3 separate regions of the Homo sapiens genome follow, and all the other regions are linked to region 1. A link is a loop called in an ENCODE intact Hi-C map of the cell type or tissue named here. Cell type or tissue: PC-3. All regions are shown on one strand. Links, peaks and the distances in the headings refer to the core of each region. The heading gives the core; the rest is flanking DNA. Region 1 overlaps LOC124901283 (a long non-coding RNA gene). Region 2 holds the start of LOC124901282 (a long non-coding RNA gene). Region 3 overlaps LOC124901282 (a long non-coding RNA gene).

The links. Hi-C counts contacts between places; a loop is a spot of excess contacts. Peaks named below come from ENCODE experiments on the same cell type or tissue, not always from the same donor. Only the 100,000 strongest peaks of a DNase experiment are listed, where the experiment ranks them.
Region 2: it touches region 1 in a loop (2.4-fold over the local background); 6 of 110 quality-filtered maps call a loop at or near these places.
Region 3: it touches region 1 in a loop (4-fold over the local background); 6 of 110 quality-filtered maps call a loop at or near these places.

What each region holds. Positions count from the first base shown.
Region 1 is chr6:25,219,688-25,230,454 of GRCh38, reverse strand. LOC124901283 (a long non-coding RNA gene) reads left to right here. Exons shown (of 2, transcript XR_007059516.1): 2 at 1-220. It also overlaps the pseudogene LOC100533655. Among named protein-coding and RNA genes, the nearest start is that of CARMIL1, 54 kb to the left of the region's middle. In PC-3, for the core only: a CTCF peak has its summit at 6,808 (motif pointing left); a DNase peak (open chromatin) is centred at 6,794; H3K4me3 peaks cover 449 bases.
Region 2 is chr6:25,116,861-25,127,627 of GRCh38, reverse strand. It overlaps LOC124901282 (a long non-coding RNA gene), which reads right to left and starts at 5,939. Exons shown (of 3, transcript XR_007059515.1): 1 at 5,744-5,939; 2 at 5,096-5,171. It also overlaps the pseudogene CMAHP. In PC-3, for the core only: no CTCF peak of the experiment used is centred there; no DNase peak of the experiment used is centred there.
Region 3 is chr6:25,132,311-25,143,077 of GRCh38, reverse strand. It overlaps LOC124901282 (a long non-coding RNA gene), which reads right to left. Exons shown (of 3, transcript XR_007059515.1): 3 at 7,887-8,424. It also overlaps the pseudogene CMAHP and the pseudogene NUP50P2. Among named protein-coding and RNA genes, the nearest start is that of CARMIL1, 140 kb to the left of the region's middle. RefSeq lists enhancers at 4,273-4,392, 4,503-4,732, 4,773-4,822. In PC-3, for the core only: no CTCF peak of the experiment used is centred there; a DNase peak (open chromatin) is centred at 4,697; H3K4me3 peaks cover 1,544 bases.

The DNA.
Region 1 (10,767 bases), core at 5,334-7,833:
ATTTCCACTTAGTAAGTATTTTGAACTTATGAAATTCCTGTAAGTGAATTTTAGGTCATGCCACGTGTACTCCACCTTCTGAAGTCTGCCCGTGATGACCTTCTTTCAGGTACAATAGGTACAATTTGTCTAGTGTAGATTGTCTAATCTTGATTAATATAGATTTTCTTCAGTTCAGAAATACAATTTAAATGCCATTAAAAACTTAATTTTTGACTGACTTTTCTTGTGTTTCTTATTTAATAGAAAGCCTCAATTTCTAGTAAAGCCATCCAGTCTTTCAGTTACTCAGTGTGCTGGCCTGTGGAAACTGAAGAACTATAAATATGCTCCAATTCACATCAGTCTGGTGTTTCTGAAGTTGCCCTGTTTCTACGTTTCAAATCCCATGTGGTTTTTTTCATTTAGAATATAATTCCAGATACCAATTATTTTATCTGATTTCATAAATCCCAGTAACTTCTTTTTCTGTCTATTTGGCCTGTTTCTTCCTTCATTCCAGACATAGTTATCTAATGACTTAGTTATCTAATGACCACAGGGTGTGGTTTTACAATCAAGTCCAGTTCTTGCATCTGTGCCTGAGTTTGGGGGCCTGTAGGACTTGCAATTTTAATTGGTGGCAAGGAAGTATGCAGTTCATGCATGTGGCTTGAATAATAAGATTTTGCTCTCCTTTTTCTCATATAATATCTAAGTAACTGTCTTTCTTGCTATTGTAGCTTTCTCCAGGCCAATCTGTCACTCTGTGGTTTCTGGTTTTGCTCTTCATTCTCCCAAGAATCACTGTAGCATTTAAGAAACTTTACTGAAGACTTGAAAATAAGGTCAAAGACCTGCAATGCAGAAAGGAAAGTCTGTGCCTGAGTTGTCCTCAGATCCCATTGCTCCTGAAACCTTTCAGTCATGGCCTTTTCATAGGACGATCCCTGGTCATCCTTCTACCCACCTTCTCCCACTCCCACCAGTGTCTCCAAGTTACTGGCTGTCTTAGTTTGTTTCAGCTGCTGTACCAAAAATACCATAAGCTAGGTGGCTTGTAAACAACTTTTACTCCTCACAGTGCTGGAGGCTGGGAAGTCCAAGATCAGGGCACTGATGAATTCAGTGTCTAGTGAGGGCCTGCTTCCTGGTTTGTAGACAGCCATCATCTTGCTGTGTTCTCCAATGGGAGAAGGGACAAGGCAACTCTCTGGGATCTCTTGTAAGAAGGATACTGATTCCACTCATGATAGTTCTGCCCTAATGACCTAACCATCTCCCAAAAGCCCCACCTCCTAATACATCACCCTGGTAGTTAGGTTTCAACGTAAGAATTTTGAGGGGACATTCAGACCATAGCACTGGGTCGGCCTCCCACTTGAACAAACAGTTCCCTTGACTCTCTCCATCATAAAGCCCACAACTCCATCATTATTTCTTAGCTATAGCCGTAGGAGAATTGGAGTTAAGCTCACGATAATCTCTAGGCACAGGGCCAGAATGAGAGTAAGGCAATGATGCATGAGGCCACAAGTTTTAACGGAACACCAAAAGAGTTAACAATTAAGAGCAATAATATGTTAATGCAATATTTTAAAAATTAAAATTAATGCTAAAATCGATAATAAAATAGCAATAGTTTAAATAAAAACAGGCTGTTTGTTTTGCAACTCTGCATTTTTGTGCAATAAAGCATAGTTGTTGATTAGCTCAAGGTTCCTGAGCCCACAGAGCTAGGCGGGTTGATAAGGGGTGATGATGGTGTGTGAACAGATTGGACAATATAATGCTTTATATTTAGTCATATTTTTGAATGGCAGAACTTTTACTTTTTCTATTTGGTTCAAAATATGGGGGAGGGTACTTTGTGTGTATGTGTGTGTGTATATATATATACACACAAGATTTTGCTCTCCTTTTTCTCATATAATATCTAAGTAACTGTCTTTCTTGCTATTGTGTGTGTGTATATATATATATATAGCTACTATATATATATACAGCTACTATATATATGTGTATATATATATATAGCTACTATATATATGTGTGTGTGTGTGTGTGTATATATATATATATATATATATATATATATATACAGGGGTACATATTTATCCTTTTGCCTCAGGCTCCAACATGACATTGCACACCAGTGTTCTATCCACAATGAGAGGAGGTTTTTATATTATCATCAGAGCAGGATTCTGGGCCTGTTATGCACAATTAAAATCTATTAGTGTCCCCTCCACCTGCAAAAGAAGTCTTCCCCCAAAATGGAGTCTGCCACCTTTATAGTAATATAAATTATGCAGCTTTTCAAAAATTGTGAAAAACACATATTTACAATCTTAACCATTTCTAAGTGTAATGTGTAATGTTAAGTACATTCACATTATTGTGCAACCAATCTCCAGAATACTTTTCATCTTACAAAACTGAAACTGCCCACCAAACAACTCCCCATTCTCTCATCCCCACAACCATTCTACTTGGCACTGGCAATACCATTCTACTTTCTATCTCTATGAATTTGACTACTTTAGGATGCTCACATAAGTGGAGTCATACAGTGTTTGCCCTTTGACTGGCTTATTTAACTTAGCATAATGGCTTCAAGGTTCATCCATGTTGCAGCAAGTATCAGAATTTCTTTCCTTTTCAAGGTTGAATAATCCATTGTATATACCATATTTTGTTCATTCCTCCATCAATGGACATTTGGGTGGTTTACACCTTTTGGCAATCGTGAATAGTGCTACTAGGAACACAGGTGTACAAATATCTCTTCACTGGCAGCTTTTGAAGATCACAGAATCATATCTCACAAAATCCATTCCACCAATGATTACTTGTGAATTGGATTTCTGCTCTGCACTCTTTGTGGTAAGAGGAATTTTCTGCAAGCTTCTGGCTCTTTGGTGGCAAAAGCCATTCCTAGATTGAAGTGCAGAAGTCATTAGAATCTTTAACACTCCACCTGACTTGCAACTGTGGTTACTCTTTAATCATTTCTTGCCCACTTCCATGAAGGCTACACTTTCCTATACAACATCATATTTAATCTTTCTTTATAACAAATCTGTGACATTGATGTTATAATTCCCATTTTATAGTCAAAGAAACTGAGTCTCAGGGAAGATAAGTGACTTACCTAGTTAATAACCCATTGGGACCTAACATATAAGGATCTAGTAAGTACAAATAAGCTAGCACTGTCCACATAGACTGTGAGTTTTGCTAAATCTATAAATCTTTCTATTTGAGCAAAATAAATGTAAGAAGTTTTCAGAATTCATAACTCTACTTACCAATTTCCAAAAGGGGCAGTTTCCAAATTATTTTATATAGAAGGAGATGCTACAGCCTTCCTTAGGCACTCAATCTAGTGACCTATGACTAACATACCTCTGGGAGGAAAAAATCATCTTAATACAGATTAGTTTAATAAGACAATAAGACAGCCTGATACAGAAATTAAAACTAGGGTATGGAGGTTAAAGTTTGGCATATTGGCTTCTGCACTGACAGACATTTTACTTTCATGCTATTCTGATGGTCCTTGCCTAATGACCACAGAGCGTGTGTGTGTGTGTGTGTGTGTGTGTGTGTGTGTGTGTGTGTATGTATGTATGTATGTGTCTGTCTGTCTATCAGTGCTATCTAACAGTTTTCTGCAATGATGGAAATACTTTTTGATTGTCCAATGAAGTAGCCACTAGTCACATGTGGCAACTGAGCACTTGAGTGGTGACTAGTATAAAAGGGAAAATCAAATTTTTAATTTTATTTAATTAATTTATATTTAAACAACCACATGTAGTTATAACAACAGAATATTGGACAACGTGGGGGCTATAGAATGGGTGTAACAATGTTGTATTTCAGTTCTTCTACCAGTTCTTCGGATTCGTTTTCTTGAACAGAGTCCAAGATGGAATATTTTACCATGAATTCTGGGTTGGAATAGGTAGGATTACAGTGAAACTCTAGCATTTAGTCACATGAATAAAAGCTGAATGAGGACAAAGCATTTCAAAGAAGGATCATATGTCTACAGAGAAAGATAATCTGGCCCAATAAACCAGGTAAATTGTGTGTTTTGGAACGCTCTAGTGTATTTTATTGCTAACGCCCATTTAGTGAATGGATTGATTTTCCTGTTAGAATGTAGTGGGAACATAATCTGAATGCCTTTGACTCTGAAGCCTACTGCAGCTAACAAGAACATCATTTGTATTTCATTGGCCCAGACAGATTATGATTAATGGTTGGATGAACACATTTTCAGTTGAATTTATGTAGCACAGTGCTTCCCATAATTTTTTTCCTGTCAAGGAACTATTTTATGTTAAATTACACAAATATAGTTTTATTTTTATAACATTACTTCCTTCTATCTCTGAACACCTGCACCTTCTCTCACAATGTTAACCTCTCTCTTTGTATTGCAATTTGGCTTCTGTATCTACTCTGTTCTTTTTTCCCACCTTCCCCCGCCCCCTGAGACAAAGTCTCACTCTGTGGCCCAGGCTGGAGTGCAGTGGTGCAATCTTGGCTCACTGCAGCCCCGACCTCCCAAGCTCAAGTGATCCTCCCACCTCAGCCTTTGGGTTGCTGGGACCACAGATGCACACCACCATGCCTAGCTAATTTCTTGTATTTTTAGTGGAGACAAGATTTCGCTATTTTGCCCAGGCTGGTCTTGAACTCCTGGGCTCAAGCAATTCTTCTGCCTCAGCTCCCTAAAGTGCTAGGATTGCTGGTGTGAGCCACCATACCCAGCTTGTTTCTTTTATTCTCAGAATATTCTTAATATTCTCAAGAACATTCTTGGCCTCCCTTCCCTGCCATTTATAATGTTTCCTCCCTTGGTTTCTTTATTTTCCTTCATTCACACTCTGATTGCACCATTCAGTTTGACTCAATTGTAGTCAAATTCAACTCACAGGCTTGTTAACCCTAGTTTGGTGAACATCATAAGTCTTTCAGATGCTGGTTGGAAATGCACCTCCTCAATCCCTAACACTGACATTTAAGCAGCAGAAAGAAGAGGAGCAGCCCATGGTGAAGGCAACTGGAAAGGTCAGAGACCCAAGGAGAGATAAGATGAAAGTTATCAGTGGTGCCTAATGAAGAAGAACTGTTCTGTGAGACAAGGACTGAGAATGTTCCTCATGAGGACATCATTGATGACCTTGGTGAGAACAGTCAGCAGAAGTTTGAGAAATTATTGGGAGGTGCTGAAGCTGCCACAAGTACAGACCAAGCTTCTGAGAGAGTTGGATGATGACAGAAGGAGAAAGTGAAAAAGGGCTCAGGGTAGAGAGGCTTTTGTTTAGGATGGGAGAAGCTAGAGCAAGCCAATGTCAGCTGGGGCCTCCCTGGCTCTGTGAGATGTTGGTCCATCTTTGTAAACCTGGTCCAAAGCCACAGTCCAAGATTCCTTTTATGATTTCCCTAAATTTCTGAGGCTTGCTCCCTCATGCTTCTCTTTGTGTCCCCTGCCACATCTGTACCTGTGGTTTCAGATCCATCTTGTGGCACCACAGTGCGAATCTCAGCCTTCTCGCCAGTTTCTACACAAACACTCATGTTAATGGTAATCTATTGAGTTAACAATTTAACAAGGAACTTTAAGGTAGTTTGGAGGTGCTCCTGGAGAGGGGTTATACGCCCAACCACACTGCCCTCTGCCATCCTGCTGGCTCCTCCTCCGTTTTTCCCAACTTCCTCCTCCTTTAGAGCAAGGAATTACTTTTCTTGTCTAGAACTGAGTGATCAACCCAGAGTCAAGGTCTCGCCTTCAACCTCAATGGGCTTATCCATGAATTTTTCTAAGAAATCTCCAAAAGGAATTTTCATGCCATTTGCTAAGAGAATTCGATTCTCCTCTAATATGTCCTCTTGTCATATTAGCATTCGGGGGTGGGGGCGGGGCAAACAGTTTATGTAGACACAGAAATTGATGCATGTGGTGAAATGCTGGGAGACACCTGGAGGGGAGAGGAGGGCAGCTGTTCTATTTCTTGTGATTGGTGGGACAGGAAGCAAGAATGAGTGAAAATGAAGATAAACCTGTATGGGGGCAGGATGTGTATGGGGGTGGGATGGAAGAGTGAAGATTTGAGGGTTTGTGGGCTCAGTAGTCTCTGTGGGGGCAAGATCACTTGCTGACAGGGGATGGACAGAACTGAAGGTATGAGATTCTCGCTATAGAGAGGAGTGAGGGAAGGAGAAGGGATGAGGGGAGAGATGCTGTTTTTAGATAAGGAGAAGTATTGACAAGATGAATGGAGTATTCTTCTGAAATCGGAAAGTATACCTTTGTGAAGATACCAGTTCCCACGGTTGTACTTCTCTCTAGAAGCCCCAAATCACTAAGATATAGAAGCAGAGAAGGGGGATTTCAGGATTAATCTGGGGTTGGAGCTTGCAGAGCAGGACAGTGTGAGTTCTAGTGCTTTATTCTGAAGTCCTGGTGAAAAAGGGAAAATTGAGTAGGAAGAAGCCTGCCCATTAGCACTGGGTTGACATTCAGCTCCACTCTGGACCATGTTACCTTGGTGATAATGAAAGTGGAAGGAGGGATGCTTTTCTGCCAATTTTATCTAAGCGTCTTGGGCAGTTTTAATTTAAACGTATGATACTACCTCCATTTTTTCCTGGTATGATTCCTTTCATTTAATTAGGCTCTATTGGTGGAAAGTAGTTGATCTTTGATGACGTTGTTATCTCCTGAACATTATTATATCTCCCGCTCTGGTTTACAGGTTTTTCCTGACTCTTCTCTTCTGCATTACAGCTCAGGACTGCCACCCAGTGGCCTGTTAGCATAGAGCTCTGGAAATGCTGATTTTTTTCTTTAATACAGCCACAGAATAAGACAATAAGAAAATATTTGCTTCCTTGTTGGGGAAAGTAAAATGCAGAACTTCCTATTTACCAGCCAAACAAAAGAAGAATGCATTCTCTCAGGACCTCAGGGACTGTCAGAAAATAAGAAAAGCTTTTTTGACCTTAGTAACCTTTGACATGGTTCTCTGAGACCAAGTGTGTTTAGCCAGGAATTTATACTAAACAGGGAATGGAATGAAAGCAGGATCAGGATTTTGAAGAAAAATACCTCTCAAATTGGGGAGAGTTAGGCAAAGAGATTCTGAATGTAAAGTCATTTGGGGAAGACATAGGCCCTTGGATAAAGCATACTTTTTTTGTTTTCCTATTTTACTTTCTTCCTCACCCTTTAACACATGGAAGATGGGTCCCTGTGTCCTCCAGGTCTGATAGGAGTTGTCAGACTGCCGTTGTTTGAGTTACTTTATTTATTTGGAATTTCTGGATGTGAGAAGCTATGGAAGCCAAGTTCAGATTCAGCCATTCTAATTCTCTTATAAGATATCCTCTGTGAAACAGTGGTGTACATTTCAGTTTTGTTTTTGTAAAAATTGAGTATCAAAATTTTAAAATCCTACATGTTTTATTATCAAAAGATCACTTACAGGCATAAACTCTAGTATAATTTTTAATTTTTTGAATTGTAGATTGTCTTTTTCTTTTTTATCATAGACACTCTGAAAGCTAATTGGGATGACAGAGAAGAAAAAGAGAAAAGAAAGAATCTCGAATAAGAGGCCCAGTGGCCTCACTAGAAGGATGAGAAGATAAGACTTGCTCTAGAGGAGGAAAAATGGCAGCTTCCTTGCCCACTAAGGGGAGACACAGAGACCCTTGAATGCAATGTAGAGTGTCCTTCCTTAGCCCTTATAGCGGTTCTTCAAAGTTGCAACTGTTCCTACAAATGTTATTTACAGCCTGGGACTTCATTAAGCCAGAATATTTCCCTGAACACTACTAGAGATGTGCTCTGTAATATTAGCAAGGTCTTGCTGATACCAAGGGAGGGAAAGTAGGTGAATATCTGTGCATGGCTCTGGAGGCATACCTAGGGCAGTGTGGGTGGAGTGCCAGGCTCTGTTAAGGATTCCCAGTGGGTCAGCCACAAGCATATGGAGTGATGGCTCCTGAACAAAGACTGGGCAGAAAAGTGGGCAGAAGGGAATGCCAGAAATTGGAGACAGAGATAAGATACTAAACACAAACTTTTCCACTTCCTAATTTTGTCTAAGATAAGAAGATTCTAAAAACAAACTTTTCCACTTTCTCATTTTGTCTAAGTCCAGCCCTGCTTGCATCCAATGGAAGATAAAAGATTAAAACTAGAGATTATTTTCAACAAGCATGAATTGAGGACCTACTATAATTGGTTTATTGAGCAATCTTGCTTCACTGGACAATGAAAGTAGGAAGACATTATTTTTTCCTGTCATTGCTTTTACCTGGGCTCTGCAAAATATCCTTTTCCTGACACTTAATGAAATCTTGGGGAGATTTAATAATGTCAGGATCAGTTTGGTTATTAAACATCATTTTGTTTAAAACTCCAATCATATCCTATTCAAGTTTCAAATATTACCTTACCTCACTCCTGCTCCAGGTACTAGGTCACAAAGAAAGTCTTTAAAGTCAAAATGTTTAAGAATCTAAGTTATATGAACCATATTATCTGGCTATATTGTAATAATCATATAAGAAATAAGAGACTTAACTTACCTATACTGTTATAGGTTAAAAAAAATTGTGAGTCATTTACATTAACAGTGAAGAAGGGAAACATTGATATTTTCTTTTCATAAAAACACCACACTACTTCTTTTAGCATCTGAGATAGAAACAGAAGCTAATAAATAGGGAAAGAGTTTTTGATTTTTAACTTTGTATTTGATATACTAAAATAGCAGCCCATAAGTTCAAACCCCATGTGTTTCATTTTTATTCTGATATAATAATTTGAATAGAGAAAATTCTTAAAGTATCTTAAATGCTCATTTTTCCCTCAAATATCTCATATAACATGGTGCTCAGAATAAGGTGAAATGCAATATGTTGCTGTTTGTAGCAGCACGGTTTCTATTTTAATGGCTGATGATTTAAAATTTTATTTTAAAATTTATATATGCATATATCTATATTAAAATATAAGATTATTTTATATTTTATTTTAAAATCATCTTCTAAGATCAAAAACAATTTGGTTTGAAATGACAGTACAAGGAATGTGCATCAGTGCCTCCATGTCAACCTGCTGACACTGAACGTTCAGTTTTATTCTGCAACCTTCTGCAAGCTAATTTATACAGCATCCAAAGCTAAGGCGAAAATCAGGCCTGGAGTTAGAACTCACTGGATGTCAATCTGGTTTCTGATGGATAACAGAGGCTGAGGACATAAAATAGTCCGAGTGTTATTTATGCTATTCAGCTAGATATGTTTCATTGAAAGCAACTTGTTTTAAAATGTCTATGAGCTTGGAGTTGTATTTATATTGCATCAGATCCACAAAGGTGTGCAGTTTCTGGCTGGCACTGATCTGTTGACATGTCCTTGGCATAACACACTTGAAAAGTTACAACAGACTGCTTTTTTCTCCATGTTGTTGGTTTTCAGAAACTTATAAATAACTGACCAAATCTTCTAAATTAGAAGTAGTTGGATACTAGCAATGGTTCAAAACTTCCTACAGGGAAGTCCAACTGAGTATACTTGGAATGTTGTTGTGACACAGCCTGAATACAGGCACTAAGTTTCTGTATATGAGGCCTAGCATTAAACTCAGATTTGTAGGGAAAGTCTGATTCATGGCATGGAAATTGGAAAACACCTTATACTGTTGTAGGTCTTGCTGGGAATATCTGCAAGGCATGGCCTGATTAGAACTCCAATCTGTAAGCTGCCATTTACTTGCTATGCCTCATTTTATGACCCAGTTGCTGCTACTTCATCTCATGAATTTGTTGGTGCTAAAGCTATTGGGGTGGTTATAACTACCCTGTAGCTTGAGTTGAGAACCAAGGAATGTTACTGCTTATGACCTGAATACACGACGGTAGACTTGTAAAATAATCTTGGATATAAGTTAGGATTTTATCTGTTATGCCTAGTAGATAAAATCCTTACCAGAAAGTCAGATCTGAAGTTCCTCATTCTGCTGATTGTATTTGATATCTTCAAAATCAATGTTTAAGTTTTTCCTAGTCTTGTATTAGGTCATTATTATTATTATGTGGAAGGAAACTTGCAGGATCTCCACAAAGTGTCAGGTTCATTTGCTGAGATGGATCAATAGATTCATGTTTGAAGACATTGCCTTTTTGCATTTGGCACAATATTATCTTGCTGATTACTGGCTTCACTCATAGATGCATTTAAAAAGCTCTTTCAAAGGGTGCAGTATTTGAAACAGGATAAAACGCCCAGACTCATTTTGTTGCATCATAGCCCTCAGAAGGGAAGTAGGATTAATGGAATCCTTATTTTGAGCTAATTTGGTAGCAGAGTATTTTCCAGTAGTGCTACTATTAGTCCTCATTAGTAAGAGTTCCATCATGACAGGGAAAGGGCTGATTATCTCATCCATCACGGCTTCTCCAGCAGTAAACATAATAAAAGATAATTTCTATTTTATTTTTATAAATGCTCTGTTCCTTCTTCATTTCAGAGATGTCTTGAGTTGCACTGATACAATCTAGCCTGCCATTTTAAAAACAAAGGTTGTGTTTAACTGAACCCAGGTCCATTGCTTTTTTTTTCTTTTTTTGGTAGAAAGCCTGTATATGTTCAGGCCTGTTTCTTCAGGCTTACTCATCTGAACACAGTTTTTGACTCAACAAAGTGTATTAGCAGCCAGATCCCCCATGCACACAATTTTGCTTCAGCATATCCCAGAAC
Region 2 (10,767 bases), core at 3,646-6,145, 100 kb after region 1:
TGCAGTTGGAATGTTCCATCAGAATTAATTGAAAGGTTGTTGGCTACTTATCAATGAGAAAGGAGTCATAAAATAATCCTTCATAAATTGAAGCGTGGAATATGCTTTTTGCCTCATAACTTGGAGAACATGAAATAATTCTGGATATAATGAAATTCAGAAATATCAGCATGATTCACTTATGTTAAAGTAGATGTTTTTAGTTTTAAAAAATTTGGTGTTTCTGGTTTGCGACAGATTTCTTTATTTAAAAAAATTCTTTAACTCTTAAAACCAACAAAAAATCACCAGAAACACCACCAAAATAGAAAAAACGGAACTATTTATATCCCACCTCTAGCCACTCCGTCCCCCTCAAAGTTGTGGTAAGATGGGGAAAAGATACTGAGCAACCTGTTTTATTACAGTCTGGTTCTCATGCTAAAACAGGGTTGCTAGTGTTAAATAAAAATACAAGACCCTTGGTTAAATTTAAATTACAGATTTATCAACTAATTTTCTGAATAAATATGTCTTAAATATTATAGAAATCATATTTAAAAATTCATTATCTGAAATCCATATCTAACTGAGCATCTTGTATTTTATCTCACATATATGCTGTAAAATCTTAAACTATAAGATCTTTTCTCTTTGAAATATGTAACCTTTGGTTGACTATTCTAGGGGTCAAGGATTTCAGAGTGATGTAAATTATAGATATATATTTACTACTACAGTTTTTCCTTGTATTGGCCCCAGTTGGATCTTATCCAGCTTGGCTTTTATAAAAGAGGTGTTTCTGAAGACTTCTTTATTCTGCTGTCTCTGTTCTCTAAAATGTGTCATTTTGTGACATGGAGTTTATCTTCAATTTATTAATTTTATTTCTAAAATTACCTATTGATGATTAGGCTTTATCTTCAATTTATTAATTTTATTTCTAAAATTACCTATTTATGATTAGGCTTTTTTTTAATATTTAAGTATTAGCTATTGATAGTTTTTGTTTTAACTAATTCCATTATAATTTAATATCATTATGAAAGAATACATTTAAGCCTAATAAAGATTAATTTTTATTTTTACCATTTCTTTTTTTTTTTTTTTTTTTTTTTTTTGAGACGGAGTCCCGCTGTTTAGCCCAGGCCGGATTGCAGTGGCGCAATCTCGGCTCACTGCAAGCTCCGCCTCCCAGGTTCACGCCATTCTCCTGCCTCAGCCTCCCGAGTAGCTGGGACTACAGGCGCCCGCCACCGCGCCCGGCTAATTTTTTGTATTTTTAGTAAAGACGGGGTTTCACCGTGTTAGCCAAGATGGTCTCGATCTCCTGACCTTGTGATCCGCCCGCCTCGGCCTCCCAAAGTGCTGGGATTATAGACATGAACCACCGCACCCAGCCTAAAGATTGCTTTTTAAGATTAGGAAAGAAAAAGAAGTCAGAAGAAGCCAAATTGGTACCGTAACCAGGTGGATGCCTAATGATTTCCCACAGAAACTCTCACAAAATTGCCCTTGTTTGATGAGAGAAATGAGCAAGAGGCATTTTTATGGTGTGATTCTGGTGAAGCTTTCCTGGGCATTTTTCTGCTAAACCTTTGGCTAACTTTCTCAAAACAATCTCATAATAAGTAGATGTTACCACTCTTTGTCCTTGCAAAAATTCAGCAAACAAAATGCCTTAAGCATCTCGACAAACTGTTGCCATGACCTTTGCTCTTGAGCGGTCTGGCTTTGCTGTGACTGGACCACTTCCACCTCTTGGTAGCCGTTGCTTTAATTGTGCTTTGTCTTCAGGATCATACTGGTAAGGCCATGTTTAATCTTCTGTTACAGTGCTTCGAAGAAATGCTTCAAGATCTTGATCCCACTCGTTTAAAATTTCCACTGAGAGCTCTGCTCTTGTCTGCAGCTGATCTGGATGGTTTTGGCAGCCATCAAGTGCAAAGTTTGCTCAACTTTAATTTTTCAGTCAGAATTGTGTAAGGTGAATCAATTAAGATGCCTGTGGTGTAGGCTATTGTTCGTGCTGTTAGTTGTTAGTCCTCTTCATTTGGGGCATAAACAAGATTAATTTTTTCTTTGCAAATGGATACGGATGGTCTGCCATTGCAGGCTTCAACTTGAACGTTGTCTTCTCTCTTCTTAAAATGAGTTATCTATTTGCAAACTGCTAATTTCTTTGGGGTATACATGCACATGTAAAATTTTCAAAAAGTACAAAATTAAATAGAGTAAAAACTGAATTTTCTCTCCTTCTCTGATCCCTAGTCACCAAGTTCCCACTCTAGAAGCAACTACCATTATTATTTAGTTTCTTGTGGGTCCTTCTAGGGGTATCTTTTGCATTTGTAAACTAGTACATATTTATAATATTCCCTTCCTTAGTAGCAGACTGTATACATTGTCCTCCACTTTGCTTTTTTTTCTGAATGGCTCTTGAACTTAGAAAGCAAAAGAAAGATAATATTGAATATCCCTGACAAGCAAAGTGTTGACCCAGAAGCTGCTAGTGAGACTTCAATTTCTCTTTCCCTCCCATCCATTAATAAACACAGAGATTTCTATTTTGTACCTGGGCATGAGGGAGAAAAAGGAAGGGAAATTGGGTGGTGGAGTCTGTGGTTTGTGGGGAGCTAAAAATGGGAATTGTTCTGGCCCGTAGACCAGGTTGGATTGCCCAAGCTCAGGAAAGTGGCAATCAGAAAAATAATGGCACTATTTTTAGGAGAGAGTTGGAGGATTCGTGGGAAGTAGGAGATGGCCAGAACTCGTTATCTGACAAAGAAGAGCCATTTCACGTCCTGGTGTCCACATGTGACACACAATTGGAGAGGAGGCTATTTCTTCTACCTACCCTTGGAACCTAGCAATGATGTGACATTCCTCAAACTCCTAGGCAGACAATGTGAAAGATTATAAGCCAGGGTAGGAAAAGAGGGAAAAGCAGACACCAAGCAGTTACAGATCAGGTTGTGGGCATGTGTGTAGCATGCTTCTGGGGAAGTCCCCAAAATACGTTCGGGACACTTGAAAATGTGCTAATTTCTAGTCAGCAAAACAGTTGGGGCTCTTGCCATCATCATTTGTGCATAAAGATAGACTGCAACTTTATTTTATATTGTCAATCTGGTGAGGCCTGGGAAAATTGGGTTATATGTAAAAATGGAAAATGCTAAATATACAACATATGCAATACCTTGTAACAGGATGGTGAAATGGAAGTTGAGGTTGCAAAACAACAGATGCCCATTCCAAATTGAAGTTCTGAGAAAGGATTTACAAAGAGGCTGAGAACCAGTAGATCATTCTTAAATCCCTCACCCTTATAAGGAATACTAAAGCATAGAAGGGGAGTTTGAAATATAACTTCTTAGGAAGAGTTATTTGGAAAGCTGTACTGAGAGTCCATGCCCCTTGCAGGGGCAACTTCTGAGGGATGCCGGCCCCTCTCCTTAGGCCAGAATTTAGCTGGACCACCTCTAGAGAGTCTGATATGTGTTCTCCAAGGTTAAGGGACACAGTGGGCTGGTGTCTGATTCTCCCCTGAGAAATCTCAAGGATGAAAGATTGGCCATGTAGCTGTGACAGACAAGCTGAAGGAGAAGAGGTTGTGTTAGGCACACTGGCACTCCCAGAATTCAGTGGGGCTAGAACAGTTGAGTGTTTCCTATGGATGTGATGTGGACCATGAATGGGAGGCATAAACGTAGAGTCATTCTAGGTCCAAAAGGCCTGCAGAGAAAAGTTGGATGTATTGCTACGTTGCTAGGGGCTAAGGAAAGCATAAGTAACCAGGTAGCATAGAGATACCCAGGTGCAGAGAACTTCAGGTGGGTGTTTCCAAGCAATTGGACGGATCCTCGCAATAACCCACTGAGGTATCCCTTAGAATCAGCTTTAAGCAAAAGCCAAGCCCAGATAGTGCTGCTGCTCCGTGACCAAAGGACCTTTGCTCTCTTTCTTTAACTCTCCTTTTTCCTCCAGCTCCATGTCTGGAAGGGTCAGGAACCTTGGATGAAGGCATGAGGGGAGAGGAGGAATAGAAGCATTGGGTGAGGCCAGGCATGGTGGCTCACACCTGTAATCCCAGCACTTTGGGAGGCTGAGGTGGGTGGGTCACCTGAGGTCAGGAGTTTGAGACCAGCCTGGATAACATGGTGAAACCCTGTCTCTACTACAAGTACAAGAAGTAGCTGAGCATGGTGGTAGGCACCTGTAATCCCAGCTACTTGGGAGGCTGAGACAGGAGAATCGCTTGAACCCAGTAGGCACAGAGGTTGCAGTGAGCCAAGATCACACCATTGCACTCAAGCCTATTTCTGATACACAAAGCAAAAAAAGCATGTTATAAACATTATAAATAGAATGACTCAATTATTTAAAAAATACATGCATAAGCACATGTGGGTGATATAAGAGCAGTCTTAGATTACCTGTTAAGGGAGCTGAGCTGGAAGCTTCCTGGGCTATGCCTCCAGGCTGTGGGCTTTGAATATAATACCTTTAAATTTTTTTTAGGCTCAAATTATTATAGGCATACTATATAGGCGTGACCACTGTCACCCATGTGTCTCTGTGAGACCAACACCAAATGCCTTTTTAGACAAGAGTGTGTTGCCAGCATTCTCCCAGTTCTCCTACAAACAAAGGTGTTACTTATTGAGGTATGTGTCCTTTGCCATTCACTACAAGGAAATAGAATGCTATTTTGGGAAGAGTTGCTAAGTGTTTTGACTACAAATTCATCGTCCCTCCACGTCTCAAACAGGACACCTGGACCACTAGCTATTTTCTCCAGTGAACTCCACCCTGAATCTGTTGACTTAGCCCAGAAAGCCTGCCAGCTGCCTTATTACTAGGAGCTGGTTATGTGTGCTGTACAAATACTGTTAAATTTATTTGACATAAAACTGATAATAAACATAGGTTTGGGTATAAACACTGTTAGTTTGTGTAAGTGAAAGGACAAGAGACTATGAACTTTATGAATATATAACCAAGTAATCTACAACTGCTTAGGGGCTTTTATGAAAATCTCTAAATCTTTTGATCAAGACCTTTACAGAGACACTGTAGCAAAGTGTTAAGAGCAAAGGCAATGGGGCCTTCTCACCTGGGTGCGGATCCAGGCTCCAACAGACAGTCTGGGGACACTGGGCAATTTAGTCAATCCCTTTGTGCTTTAATTTCTTCAAATGTGAAATAGAAATAATATTTTTAGTAGCCGTCTTACAAAAAACAGGTTGTTATAAAAAAATGTTTAATTTAATGCCTGTTAAATTCATGGTAGTTAGTACACAGAGCATAATTTATTTGTATATATATGTCTCAAATAATCTGCATATATCCTTGGGACTGGGACCACAGGAGCAGAAATAAGGGATTTCCCTCCCAGCAGGAAGTTGGATGCACTGGAAAATTAGATTAAGGCTACTGTTAACCATCATGCAGGCAAAAGGCAGGGCCAGAGCTGGCAGCAGGGTCAGTGGGAGGACAGGAAATAACAAATTCTGGGAATTTCAGCCTTAGCTGGAGTGAAGACACTGCCACGAAGGGAACATTTGTTAACAGAGCTCACTTTTTAGTCCAGTGCTACCAACGCTGTAGGGATTTCATACCACATTCTGAGAAAGATAAGGGCTTGATCCACCTGGGGACATGTTATCAGTGATGAGCATCTGATTTTATTATTATTATAAAAAATAATATATGTTCACAATTAAAACGTTGGAATTCAGAAAAGTAGAAGGAAGAATCTCACCTACACTTGCATCACCCAAAACATTTTAGAATGTTTTGTTCTGGTGGTTGCTGTCCTCCCTCTCCCCATCTCCTTCCTCCTTCCTTTTCTCTTTCTCCTCTTCCTCCTCTTCTTCCTCTTGGTAAGAAATAATCTGTGTACCACAAAATTTACCCTTTTAAACTGCACACATTAATCCTTTTTAAAAAAATATTCAAACGTTGTGCAACCACCACCACTATCTCATTCCAAAACATTTTCCGCCACTCCCAAAAAAACCCTGTAATGATTGTCGTCCTCATTCCCCTTTTCTCCAAGACACTGTCAACCACCAATCTTCTTTCTGTCTCTATGGATTTTCCTATTCTGAACATTTCATATATTGGAATAATACAATATGTGGCCTTTTGTGTGTGGCTTCTTTCACTTAGCATCATGTTTTCAAGATTCATCCATGTCATAGCATATATTAGTACTTCATTTACTTGACTTTTATGGCTGAATAACATTCCTTGTATGGATATACCACATTTTGGCTATGATGAATACTTTTCCTATGAATATTTATCTAATTTTTATGTGGGCATATGTTTTTTGTTCTCTTGGTTATAAACCTAGGAATGGAATTGCTGGGCTATATGGTAACTCTATGTTTAACTTTGAGGAACTGTAAAACTGTTTTCAAAAGGACTGCATCATTTTACATTCTCATTAGCAATGTATGACTCTGTTTCTCCTCATCCTCACCAAGACTTGTTATTATCTGTCTTTCTTGTTGACATCTTTTGAAGCACAAAAGTTTTAAATTTTGATGACATCTAATTTTTTTTTCTTTGGACCTTGTGCTTCTGGTATCTAAAAAAGTATATGGTTAGAATAACTAAGTCTTTTATTCTAATATACTTATTAGACTAACATACACACACATAGATAATAGTCTAAGAGAGAGTCTAAGAAATATATCTATTTCTCTCTCTCTGTCACCCAGGTTGGAGTGCAGTGGCATGATTACGGCTCACTCCAGCCTCTGCCTCCCGGGTTCAAGCAATCCTCCCAGCTTGGCCTCCCAAGTAGCTGGGACTACAGGCACATACCACCATGTCTGGCTAATTTTTGTATCTTTTTGTAGAGAGAAGGTCAGACTATGTTGACCAGGCTGGTCTCAAACTCCTGGGCTCAAGAGATCTCCCCACCTCAGCCTCCTAAAATTCTGGGATTATAGATGTGAGCTACCACGTGTAGCCAGTCTAAGAAATATTTTTTAAATTGCCTAATCCAAGGTGATGAAAATTTATTCCTATTGTTTTAAGAGTTTTATAGTTCCAGCTCTTATATTTAGGTCTTTGATTCATTTTGCGTTAATTTTTGTACATTGTGTGATGTAGGGGCCCAAATTCATTCTTTTGCATGTGGATGAATTGCAGCACCATTTTCTGACAGACTATTCTTTCCCCTATTGAATTGTTTTGGCATCTTTGTTGAAAAATCAATTGATCATAAATATAAGGGTTTATTTTTGGACTCTTTATTCCATTGATTTATATGTCTATCCTTCTGCCAGTTCCACACATTTTGATTACTGTAGCTTTGTAGTAAGTTTTTCAAATTGGGAATTGTGAATCCTTCAATTTTATTTTCTTTTTAAAGATAGTTTAGTTACTCTAGGCCAGCTTGTCTTGAGTCTTTAGGGTCAGCTTGTCAATTCCCAGGGGGTGAGGTATGGGGGGGGAAAGCAGCCAGAATTGTGATTAAAATTGTGTTGACTGTGGATTAATTTAGGGAGTATTACCATCTTATCAATACTCAGTCTTGATCCATGAACATGGAATGTCTATTAATTTATTAAGTCTTCTTTAATTTCTTTCAACAATATTTTGTAGTTCTCAGAGTATAAGTTTTATACTACTTTGATTAAATTTATTCCTAAGTATTTTATTCTTTTTGATGCTATTGTAAATGGAATTGTTTGTAAATTTTATTTAAAAATTAACGGCTAGCGTATAGAATATTGCTGATTTTCAAAATACCTTGTATCCTTTGAAGGTTTTAATAGTTTCATTTGTAGATATCTTAGGGTGTCCTATATACAAGATTGTGTCATCTGTGAATAGAGACAGTTATCTTTTTCCTTTACAAACTGGATACCTTTTATGTCATTTTCCCGTTCAGTTGCCTCCATGTAGAAATGGAGGTTTTAGCCAAGGAAACTGCTTGTCTGGTTCCTGCTTTTAGGGGGAAAACAGCTGTCAGGTTTTCTTAGATGCCTTTTTTTTTTTTTTTTTGACGGAGTCTGGCTCTGTTGCCCAGGCAGAAGTGCAGTGGCGCAATATCTGCTCACTGCAACCTCCGCCTCCCAGGTTCAAGAGATTCTCCTGCCTCAGCCTCCCAAGTAGCTGGGATTACAGGCACGTGCCACCACACCCAGCTGATTTTTGTATTTTTAGTAGAGACGGGGTTTCACCATATTGGCCAGGCTGGTTTCAAACTCCTGACCTCAAGTGATCTACCCACCTTGGCCTCCCAAAGTGCTGGGATTACAGGCATGAGCCACTACGCCTGGCCTATTAGTTTTCTGAGTGTGTTTTATGACAACAGGATGTTGGATTTTTTTCAAATGCCCTTTCTGTGTCAATTGAGATGATGATGTGGTTTCCTTCTTTGTTCTGTTAATGCAGTGTGTTACATTGAATGATTTTCAAATGTTGAATCAGCCTTGCATCTTTCAAATATTGAACCAGTGTGGCATAAAGTCCACTTGTTTTATGGCCCAAGGTAAAGTGTTCTCTGTATGTCTATTAGGTACAGTCAGTTTATGGTGTTGTTCAAGTCTTCTATTCCCTGTTAATCTTCCATCTAACTGTTCTGTTCTCTAGTTTTCTTGTTAGACTTAATTTTTCAAACAGTTATTTTATGTAAACCATTTTTGCATCTTGTGAATATTATGATATTAGACATAATGTCAGATTCTATGCACATATAATTTTATGTTCACATTAAATATTAACTAATATATTTAGCCATTTTTCTGTTAGAATTTAAGATCATCATAGTTTTATTTAAAATTAAAACTGGTATTTTTGCGTTTAAGAGCTTCTCTGTATTTGGAGTTGTTTCATAAGGTAGTTGAATTACTGGTAAAATAGTATGGCAATTAAAGCATTCACCACCAACCTTCATATACTTCAGCCTGAAGGTGGGCTTCACATGGCCCAATAGCCTCAATGTGAAAGTAATGGAAGACATATAGGAGTATATTTCTGCAATCTAGAGATAGGGTGGCACTTCTTCACTCTTTGGATAACACTTCAAAAGTACAGCTCATAGGGCAACAAAAATTTTAAATATGGACGAATATGATTTTATTAACATGAGATTTCTGCTTAATGAAGGAGACCATGGACAAAATTGAAAGACATAATGACAATTTGAGAGTTTTTTGCAATGTTTATAATCAACAAGGGATTAATATCAAGCATAGAGTAGGAAGTAATGCAAATTGACAAGAAAAAGACAGAAAAATAAAAAGGGAAGAAAGAGTATGAACTAGCATTTTACCGAATAAACCCAAAGGCTATTAAACATATGAAGATACTTACTAAGTAGTAATCAGAAAACTGCAAGTGAAGCAAGCAAGTTTCACTTTACATCATTTAGAGTAGTAAAAAGCTAGAAGCTAAGATGATGCCAAACGTCAGAGACGTAGAAGTCCTCATCCATGTGATGGGAGTGTGGCTGTTGCAGCCATTCTGAAGAGTAATCTGGCAGTAACTAGCCAGATGAGTTTTTTGTTTGTTGTTCTTGTTTCTTTTTATTTTGTTTTGTTTTTAGAGCCAGGGACTTGCTATGTTGCCCAGGTTGGACTTGAACTCTTGGGCTCAAGTGATCCTTCTATCTCAGCCTCTCTAGAAGCTGGGAGTACAGGCATGTGCCACTGTACCTGGCTTCTGATGAGGTTTATGAACATACTAGGATCCATAAATCCTGCTCTTGTTTATACCTCAAAGAAATTCTGTTGTGACAGAACCTAGGAGTCTACCCCTGGGAGAGTGAATTTGTAAAATGTGGTAGACATGAACCGTGGAATACTCAACTGCAGTTAGATGTGGGCTAGATGTACACATGGCAACATCATGGGTGTCAAAATCATAGTGTTGAGTGAAAAACAGTAAGAAACAGATTGGAGACCTAATGCCATTTATATAAATTAAAAATGCACACACACACAATATAATACATATTTTGCACAAACATTTAGAATGGCACCTTGGAGGGGAGGAAAATGAGAATGGGAACTAGAGATAAAGGGAATAAATAAATAAGATTAAAAAGAAAAGAGCTTTGCATGGATCAGATACATGTCATGAACTAGAAAGTATGACTAACACAACCCTTTCCACTTGATGTCCTAAACGAATGAATGAATGAATGAATGAGTTCATCATATGTGCCTTCTTTAATATGTATAGCATTACCATCCATTCTTTGGCACTGACAAATTTTTGCTCCCACTGACTGGTTTATGAGCGTGCCTTTTCTCCCCATACCTTACCAGCTCAGAACATTCTTAGTCTTTCAGACTGTTCTCATTTGAGGCAAAAATTGCATCTCATTGTTTTTACTTGCATTTTTCTGTCAAATATGATGCTAATATTTCACTAAATATAGTTTGGCAAAATGTGTTTGCTAAATTGTTTTGGTGTTAGAAGTTTTTCATTTTACATTTGTATCTATTCAGATTTTCCACTGGGATTATTTCCATTGCTATTAAATTTAAAAGTCCTCTCATATTTGATATTCTATTTTATACATTTTCATGGCTTGGTCGTTTTGTGTCCTTAATCAACTAGAATACTTAGAGAACTAATTGCCACAGCACCATGTTAGATGGTCCACATATTTATGATACCTTCTTTAGAATAAACAGTTAACATAATTAGGATCCACTTTTTGGCTGACCTAATGTCAATAATCAGTGATTTGATTATTATAGTTTTATGGTATATTTTTGTTCCATTTCGCCTTCATTATTCTTCCTTAAAAAAGAT
Region 3 (10,767 bases), core at 3,555-6,054, 86 kb after region 1:
GTGAATTTTTCTTCTTTTAACCATGGAGTACACATTTTGTTCGTGTGAGGATATTCTTTAATTCACTAGATATTTACTGAGCACCTACCACGGGACAGGCACTGTAGTCTTGGCCTTCATAGAGTTTACCTTTTCTTGAACAGAATACTGAACATCTTCCCATTGAAAACAAAATACCTAAGACGGGGAGCAAAATGTACATACAGACTGAAAATTCTGAATGAGTTGCCTTTTCTTCCTCCACCCTTTTTCTCAGATTATGACCCTCTGGAGGATTTCTAGCTTCATAAGTAGTCTTTATTTGGGCTCCTTGCCCTGCTTGGACTGCAAGTATAGTTGACATTTATATCATTCCTATCCTTGCCTCTCCCTCAGCTCTGAGCTTAGAAGCCCCAGCCACTGGTCTTTGAAGAGATCCTCAGGGTGTGAGGTGCCATCAGAGCATGAATGAATGACATTTTTACCTCATAAAACTCTACTCCTCTCTGTATTTTTTTGAGGTCTAGATTTTGAATTTTCAAAATAAGTTTCAAGAGCATCACTGTTTATTCCATAGGCCCTCGACATAGTAAACCAATGACATTTTTATTAATATAGGTATTTTCTGTGATCTCTAGTGAGGTAAATTTTAAAAATTCGTTTGTTACACACTTATATCTGGTTCCTACTAATCTTCAGAAAAAGAACAGGATGGAGATAAGTCAGGTGAGATACATACATTGACTATGAAGCTGACTTCTAACTAGTTCCTAGTTTAGATCATAATTAAGCATCAGAAAATAACAGAGCCCAGGATTAGGGTGAGACAAGTGAGACCACTTTTAAGTTGTAGAAAATTTAAGGAATGTAAAAAAAATCTTGATTAAAACAAATTATTTTAACACAATATTTTTTCATTTTTTTTTTCTTTTGAGATGGAGTCTCACTCTGTCACCCAGGCTGGAGTGCAGTGGGGCGATCTCAGCTCACTGCAACCTCCGCCTCCCAGGTTCAAGCGACTTTCCTGCTTCAGCCTCCCACGTAGCTGGGACTACAGGTACCTGCCACCACACCTGGCTAATTTTTGTATTTCTAGTACAGACAGGGTTTCACCATGTAGGCCAGGTTGGTCTCGAACTCCTGACCTTAGGTGATCCGCTTGCCTTGGCCTCCCAAAGTGCTGGGATTACAGGTGTGAGCCACCACACCTGGCCAACACAATATTTTTTAAGGCCAAAATGAACGCACAAATTCCATGACAAACGAAATATCCAAAACTTAAAGACAGGATGTTATACTGCCACACTGCCATTACTTCTGAGGCAAAAAGGAAAAAGCGTGCCCCTGTATAAATGTATTTTAATGGTTATTTTCAAGAATATTAATGTATTTGAAAAAATATTGAAATGTTAAAAAGTAGGTGTATTAAAATTCATTTTAGTTTTTTTTTTTTTTTTTTCCAAAAATTGCATTCAAATGTATTTTACACTTTAGGCAGTTCTTAAGAAGGGAGAGTGCGGTTTTTTGACACTTAACATTTAAAGGTTTTATTGGCCACATTAATCTTTCTCACAAAAGTTTTAGGTTATCTATAAGTTCTTAGAATGTCAAAGAAGAGAAGAAAAACTGACTAACTTTAAGGGGCGGTGGAAGAAGCAGCAACTTGGCAATAATTCCGCAGCCAACTTCGCGTGTTCAGGCATCCTTTTTCTCCAGTAAAATTTTGTGCAACTCGTCTGCATCCTCGCTGGTTTTTACCCGAATCAACATGGTGACTGGCATGGTGGCATTCTTCTCGTCAATTGGTGGATTTGGAACACAGACGATAAGAACGTTATTCTTCCCTGTTCGCGTACATGGCATATTGGGTGGAATCAGAACATTCAGCAATATGTTGCCTAAATTGGTGTCTGCCCGCACCAAAAGCTGTGTCTTCTGATTTGCTGTAGGTTTTAAATGCAGAGTACCTATGCCTTTCTCTTTAAACTCATTGTCTTTCTTGTAAAACAGTTTACACTTTTTGGAGTAAAAAGCATCTTCTTTTACTTCGGTAACTACTACTTTGGGCGGCTCATCATTCTCTTCTTCATCTCCACCTTTGCATTCACCACTGTCACCTTCCGCTTGGCCCTCCAATGGTTTAGTGGGAAATGGTGAAGAGACTGGTTTACTCTGGGTAGTATCTTTGCCAAATAAACTGGAGTTTCCAGGGGAGAAAGAAAATCCAGTCAGGGGGACAGAGCTTAATGAGCCCAAAACAGAGCTATCAACTTTCTTGTCGAAATTAAATGAGGCACTTGTCGCTCCTAGTGATGATGGGTTCGTTTTCTTTTCAGATGCCACCTCCACCTTCTTGTCAGGTGTATCTTCAGTTTTGTTGCCATGAAACAAAAACGTTGACTCTTGCTGTAATTTTGTTGAGCCAAAAAGGGAAGGAGACTGTGTTTCAGCCGCCACTTTGTTAGATTCACTTTTAGAATTCCTGCCACTGTTCCCGTGTTGCTGTTCAATGTTTGCTAAATATTTCTCATAGTCCTTAAAGATAGGTGTCAGATCACAGAGGGGGTTTGTATTCACGTGCTTCACTATCCAATCCCGCACGGAGCAGTTCAAGGCGGCCAACTGCTTGTGATAGGCATTTCCGACACAAGCTTTACTGGAAGCAAGGCCAGAGGAGGAGGGCTGCTGAGTGTCCCCATTAGTTTTGGGATTTGAAACTTTATCAACCAAGGCGGTAGGGCCATTTGCAGCAAGAGAACCAAAGGCTACCTTGGGCTCTGCCGCTGCCTTTGCACTGGTGAAGGGAGGGGCACTGGTTATGTTGTTTCCATTCGACAGTCCTTCCAAAGGCTTCCCTCCAGCGCCACTACCAAATCCAGGAAAGCGTCCTCCTCCAGAAGGTACCACCAAACCTTTAAAACCTTTAAAGGCTCCTCCAGTGTCAGATTCGAATCCAACATTTCTGCGCTTTGCTTTCTTTATGGCTCTATTCTTCAAGACTTCCTCACTGGCCATGGAGAATGTTCCCACCTCTTAAGCTTCATCTTCTTGATCCCAATTCCTATCTGTCAGTTCCTTCTCGGCATTTCTTTTGGCCGTGTTTTCGAACCTCCTCGGCGGCCGCCGCTGCACTCGCTGGGTCTTGGGTGCGGCGAAACCCAGGGCGCAGCGGCGCAGGGGTCTGGAGCCCGCAGGGGTCGCCGGGCTGAGCGCGCTCGGCCGCTTCCGGTGCTGCGCTGCGGAACTCAGAGGACTTGGTGTTCGGCAAGCCCAGAGACTCAAACACCATGTCCATGGAGGGGGGGTCCTCACGCTGTGTTCAGCAGGGAGGCGAGAGCGCCGGTTCAGCCAGAGACCGCTGGGGGAACCGCGCCGAACACGCTCCGGGCGGCCATTTTGTAACTCGAATCTACCCCCAAAACCAATTCGAAAAAAGGCAATTCATTTTAGTTTTAATGTTTTATAGCAAAACAAGAATTTGCTACAGTTTTATTTTTCTGATTTTGATAGAAGCAAATTCATTGATATCTTTAAAAATACTTTGGGGAAAAGCTAATCATTTAAACAATACACAGAAAAGCATGTATATAGGTGCACATATTTTTTTCTTTTGCCTTCTGCTCCAATGTGACTTTCACGTGGAACTGAGGACAAAAGTGTGGTTGAGTGAACCTGTTCTACATGGTTGTGATATAAGTTGAAATCTAACAGAGAACTTTGGCTATATGAATTCATTCAATGGAACAACAAAAATCTAGAGAGGTTTGCCTTTTAAACTCTTAGACTAATTATTCCAGGAATTGCCTCAGTGCTTATGTTAGCTTGGTGTCAGATATCTGTACTCGTAAGAACAAAGTCAAAAGAGAAGTCATGAAATTTAGAATGGCTTCTTCCTGTCAAATACATTTAGAACATATTTTTGGAATAATTTCAAGTCCATTGGGAACACAATTACTAGGAATTTGGGACAGAGGTGACAATGAGAATCTGCTTTGAGAAAGTAGATCATAATATTACAGAGCTATGCCTTCATCAGTTTAAAATTGGAAGTGGTTTCTCTGTTATTTTCTACCCTGGAGTGTTCTTAAAATTATTTTTATCTCCTTTAAGAAATTTGCAGCGCTTCTAAAAATGAAACTGAAAGTGCCACAAATATGCTTGTGCTCCAAATCAGTTTTAAGTTAACATGCAAAGAGAATTTTGGCTACTTTTTGTTTGGAGTCAAATATAAAACTAAACAACATGTGCCCAGATTTCCTACCATGGATTTGCAAAAGCTATTTTGAAACCTTTCTTGGCAGAAATCATATTCTGTTATGATTCAGTGTTGCACTGTAAACAGAGTGTTTAGAAATTGGGGTTTGAGAAGTGTAACGGCTAGTTTCCTTAAAAGAAAAAAAAGATTCAAATGCTTGGTTTGCGGCTGGAGCTTTTTGTAAATTAATCAAATTGAGTGCAGTGGGAGGGGTGATTCATTAAGTAGAGAGCTAGTGAAGACATATCCTGTGAAAGGCAGTGGGCTAAGTGGTAGGGGGAGAAGGAAGATACAGAGTGCTTTCAAAAGTGCCTAAATGTAAGTCAACAGGGCAGTGTGCCAATTACAGTGTTATAATGTTCTACAGAAGAGGGATGTACACCAAGAATGCCAGCCTGGACCTCTGGTGTGTCTTGGAAGACTTAACCAGGAAGGGGACGATTCGTTTCTATTTGACCCAAGACTGATGCTGCGTGGTGAAGGAGAGGAACTGCGTTCCAGGCAGAGGAAGTCCAGATGCGCAAGAGCAGAGATGGGAGGGACAGCACAGTGGCTTCTCAGAATTGAATATGGTGTTAGACTTCTAAAAGAGCTGTGGTAGAGGGAGAAAACTGTCAAAGGAAATCAGTAACTGTTAAAGGAAAATACCTTAAACGTCCTGTTTTCAGGCTGACTAATGCCTTAGGGGAGCAAATGAGCAACAGAAACGATATGAGCAACTGCTGTTCTTTCAAAATACCCAGGCAGAGGAACCGGCAGACGATGGGCAGGCAAGTAAGAGGGCTATTAGTTCCCTAGAAAAGTGGAGAGGCATATTTAACAAGTAAGAAGTATATTTACATTCATATCAGGGTGGGGAGAAATGCATCCTCAGGTAGCCACTAAACCTGGGTACTTGGAACGCAAGGGGCTTACAAAATATTTTAGGGAAAAGGGGTTTTGAGCTGTCAGTTTGAAATGATTGTCTCTTAAAACCTAACATTATTAACCTTCCCCCTCAAAATGTTTGCCTTTTCATAGCATCGAACAAACAACTGAGATCCTGTTGTGCCTATCACCTGTTGAAGTTGCCAGTCTTAAGGAAGGAATCAATTTCTTTCGCAATAAGAGCACTGGCAAAGACTACGTCTTGTACAAGAATAAGAGCCGACTGAGGGCATGCAAGAATATGTGCAAGCACCAAGGAGGCCTGTTCATAAAAGATATCGAGGATTTAGCCGGAAGGTACCAAGAGTCCTTTGCTTTCTCTCACTGGTGACCTTTCTTGCAATTAGATTTGGCAGGAAATGTGTTCATCTAGAAATTTTAAATGAACCAATAAGCAAATTACTTCCCCTAGAAAATTTTACTCTTGCGTGTTTAGGCCATTTCTCTGATCTAAAAGTTGTATGTTCTATTTAATTTTCCTCTCTCTTATAAGAACTCTAATTTAAAATTTATTCCTGACTTGATAAATAGTAAAACCTCTCTGGGGTATGTGTGTGTGTGTGTGTGTGTGTGTGTGTGTGTGTGTGTGTGTGTGTGTTTGGGTGTGCATAGGTAAAGCACACATTTACCTGGTTTGGTATTCAAAGACCCAAGCCTCCTATGGGTCTCCTTCCTCTCTCTCCCATAAGTGTGTGTGTGTGTGTGTGTGTGCATGCTCCTGTGTGTGTGCATGTGTGTATAGGAGGGCTCTTTTCCAAAGCCTGCTGGACAGCAGATAGAATTTTCCCGGGAGGCTAGTTGTGATTACTAAACAAAAATAGCAGGGCCCCGACTGTTCCTGCCCTGAACAGTGACTCTTCTGACCATTTCCTAGAACTGATATTGTTGCCAACTTCCCTCCCATCCCCTCCCCTCCTCTACTGTCCCTTCCCCTTCTCTCCCTTCTGTATAGATCACCTCTCCCCAGTGCAGCAGCAATACCAGGACAGGATTGTTTTGTTAGTTTTTTTCTCAATGACTGCCAAAGAAATAGCAACATGGCCTGGCAGAGTCAGATAGCGCTCTTGGGCATGTGTTTTGTCAGTCTAATTCTCAACACCAGTAACTCTGTGAGTGTTTACCCCACCTTTCAAGCTTTGCTTTAGCCTAATTTGCCCTATGTGGCTTTAGTCACTTGGTATTAGGCTTTTTTCTTCCACTGTGTTGTCAATCTTATTTCTCAGGTCATTTAGGGGTAGTTTAGTGCTGGTGCATTCAGAATAAGAGCTGAGTAGTTGTCCACGAGTTACCTGTTACCCAAATCTAGAATGCTGTCTAACGTTCACACAGATTTACTTTGCTCTGTACCTAGTATCAAGGCCCAGCCCCTCATGTTATTTGATTTTTAAATGCTAACTAACCACTATGAATCCTGAAGACCTGACACAGGTCTCAGTTAATTTAGAAAGTTTATTTTGCCAAGGTTGAAGACGTGCACCCAGGACACAGCCTCAGGAGGTCCTGACAACATGTGCCCAAGGTGGTCAGAGCACAGTTTGGTTTTATACATTTTAGGGAGATATAAGACATCAATCAACACATGTAAGATGAACATTAGTTCGGTCTGGAAAGGTGCAGGGAGGGGGCTTCCAGGTCATAGGTAGATAAGAGACAAATGGTTGCATTTTTTTTGAGTTTCTAATTAGCCTCTCCACAGAAGGCAATGATATATGCATTTATCTTGGTGAGCAGAGGGATAACTTTGAACAGAATGGGAGGCAGGTTTACCCTAAGCAGTTCCCCACTTGAAGTTTTCCTTTAGTTTAGTGATTTGAGGGGCCCAAAATACTTTCACATTTCCCCCCTTTTCTTTTTAAAAATCTGTTGGAGAACGCATTTTAGAAGAAAATGAGTCTCTGGCCTCAGGTTTCGTCTGATCTCTCATGGCTAGGATGGTTTATTCCTAGATAGGTAGGTCCTGAGTTATTAGGAAAGCTCCTTTTTAGAAGGTTGTGAAGTCTCATGTCCTGTGAAGAGAAAATAGGGGGAGGACAACAACAAACAAAAGAACAATTCTGGAAAATAGATATATGCCACATTACTCTGAAGTCCATACATCAGTAGGCAGGTATGAAAGTGGCTTATGTATGTAAATAGGTCGCTGCTATTTTCTTCTGAAGCTCAAGTTGTTTAGCTTCATTTCACAGGGCTTTATGAAAGCACATCTTAGTTTCCAGTGACTCCAAATTTGGAAAAATGGAGGAAAAAAAGAAGGAAAAAAATTGAAAACATTATTTTGAAGACATGTAGCTAAGAAAAATTAGAATTCAGTCCAAACTGTAGAAAATAATAAAAATTGAAAAACATTACACAAGACTAGAATCTAACAATAGATGTACTATAGTTTTTGAAACATAATTTTTCTCTCTCCCCTTTCCCATTTTTATGAAAGACAAATCATGGCAGGACTGGTTTTCCTTATTATACTTGGCCTAATTCTTTGTATACAGTGCAGCAAGAATAATTATTTTTTATATAAGCTTTTAAATTGGCTTTGATGGAACTTTTTCCACAGAAGGAATCTCAGAGAAGACTTTTTTAAAGCACAGCCCAGCCATGGATTTGTACCATGAAATACCTATGAGTTGGGTGAATTCCTCTCCTTTTGAGCTCCTAACAAAAACCTGGGGCTCCTGGGCCTGTCAGTAAGTGACCTTTTTTACTTACCACAGGTCAGGAACCCTGTACAGGGACTGTGGAGACAAAGGTATGAGGCTAGTTTTTCCAAGGGACTTTTTATTGGCTCCATAAGTCAAGTTTAATTCTTTAAAGGAAAGCACACTATTTCAGTCAAAGCCTTGGTAAAATAACCAGTTTCTTCAAATGTGTGCTGTTACAAATGAAAACAGATTCTTATTGCACTTATGCAAATAACTGTATTGTCATAAGTAAAGAATACTCACAAATAGATTCCAAATTCTGTAGAAATCAGGTAGTTTTAAAAACAAATATGCTCCAAATTTTGTTCAAAGGAGTATACTCCATTGTTAAAAAGCTGTAAATAGCTTAAAAGTTTCTTGATTTTGAAAAACAAATTATCAGCAACATTTTAAGCAAAAAGTTAAAAAAGATTACTTCAAACTTCTATTAGTTTAGTCCATGCAGTTAATTCTTGTTCTGCTTGATATTCATGAACATTTCAGCTCTCCATGAGTCCTCGAAGTTTTTTCTCTATTTTGATGTCACAGTCTCCAGAGCTATCAGAAACATGCATTCAAGAACACCTGTTAAGAGTTTTATAGCTGATTATAAAACTACCTCTGAAAAGGACCAAAAAAAGATGACAATTGTCTGTGAATAATGAAAAGTTTTAGGGCAGCCATAGTCAGACATTCTGTTACCTCTGTAGCACACAATAATTTAACATAAAAATTATAATTATTACTGATAACATACAGTGTGTCATATCAGAATAATAGGAGTTTCCCATAATTTTGGAATACATACCAATAACATATTTATACAAATACAGCCCAAAGAAAACCAAACACCATTTCATATTGGACAATGCTTCCTGTATAATTTTCATACCAAAAAAGCCAAATATGTCACTTTTGGACTTTAGGGAACCCATTAATACCATCTTAAAGGACTAATTAGTTCAGAAAAAGACATAATGTATAATTTGATTTCAGAAAGTTTGTCAAATATCAAAGGTTTTAAACACTTAATATCACAAAATAGGATTACAGGTCATTGTAAAATAAGTCATTCATTTAGCCAAAGTGATAAGGATTTCAAAACAAAAGGGCAAAAACCTTCATTCTTTGAGAGAGAAGACTTAATTTTCTAAACATTAAGCCCTAATAAAAAAACAGCATGAAGCCAATTAGTTTTCCAAAATTTTATAAACAATCCATAAAGGTTTAATCTTGATCATAAGATATATCTTCCATGAGCCTTTTATATCTTTGTAACCTTTATTAAGGAGTTGGTTAATGTTTTAAGAAAACCTTGTTAATTTGACATGGGTTGATATGCTGGTCTTGCATCAGTGTGCCTTTGACATTAATGGTTAATTTATAGAGAAACTGAACTCATTTTATCTCTAAAAATTAACTTTGTGATCTCACAAGCCCACCTCTTCTGCAATAGCCCCTGGGCCTTGAGGAGTTAAATGCCTTTAATTTCTGGCCCTGCGTCTCAGGAATGCAGTTTATTTTGATTGGCATCTTCTAGGGGGCCTGGAGATGAGGTTTTAATTGCTGTCAGTGTTTGAGATTTAGCAGGACTTGGTGTTCTTTTTAGACCCAAGAGTCAAAGCCCTGTAACTCAATGTCACAAGGACTTTAAAAGCACATACAGGAAGATACAAGAATGTAATAACCTTAATTAAAAAAACATTTTACATCTCAGTTTTTCCTAAGGAAACCAAACTTAATAATAATGGCATGGGAGTTATTTTGATAAATGTAAAATCTGTTAGGCCAGTTACCAAAAGGCAAAAGAAAATACCTTCTGCAGTGCACAGAATATTATGTTGGAAGAAAACAATTCCTTTAGACCTTTAAAGAAATGTTGTTAGCATCAGGCCACCAAAAAAAGAAACTGAGCAGGGAAAAAAACTTATATGAGCTGAAAATTAGTTGAAGGGGAGTGTTACTATTTCACACTTTTTAAAAGAGGAGAGAAAACCAAAACCAGCGAGATGTAATATAAGTGTATAAGTGGCATTTTTTTTAACATCAAACCCAACCTCTAGAAAGACCATTATTATTTCCCTTTAATCATAGGCAACTTGATCATATAAAAGTTTTTGTTTTGTTTTGTTTTTTATAAATCTTCTTCTTGTGACTTATACAGATTGTTCATGACATGCTTGGGCTTTCTGGTTTGTCTTGAACTAACTTCCTTCCTTCCTTTCTCTCTCTCTCTTTCTTTTTCTTTCTTTCCTTTGTTTTTTTTGAGATGGAGTCTCACTTTGTTGCCCAGGCTGGAGTGCAATGGCACGATCTCAGCTCACTGCAACCTCCGCCTCCCGGGTTCAAGTGATTCTCCTACCTCAGCCTCCTGAGTAGCTGGGATTACAGGTGCACACCACCATGCCTGGCTAATTTTTGTACTTTTAGTAGAAGCAGGGTTTCGCCATGTTGGCCAAACTAGTCGCGAACTCCTGACCTCAGGGGATCCACCCGCCTTGGCCTCTCAAAGTGCTGGGATTACAGGCTTGAGCCACTGCACCTGGCTGAACATCCTTCTTTCTTAAACAGTCATTTTACTCTAGGACTAAATTTACCATACAAGATTCTTTCTCATATGGAATTATTTCTCTTTAAGCTTTCTTACCGAAAAAAGCTCTTTATTTTTATAACTTGCTTTACATGTCTTTTATTTCTTGGTTCCTTTTACCTTGTTTTGTACATGCCCTTTAAATAAGCTTTGAATTAGACAAAAAGTGTTCACCTTTTTTAAAAGGACATACTGCTTTTTTTTTTTAGAAAGAATGTTTTCCTACAAATATATTTTTATTGGAAAATGCCCAAATAATGAAATATCTATTATTTAATATAACTTTAGATTCTAAATTATAATGAGTTTGTCTACAAGTATTTATCCTATTACATTTA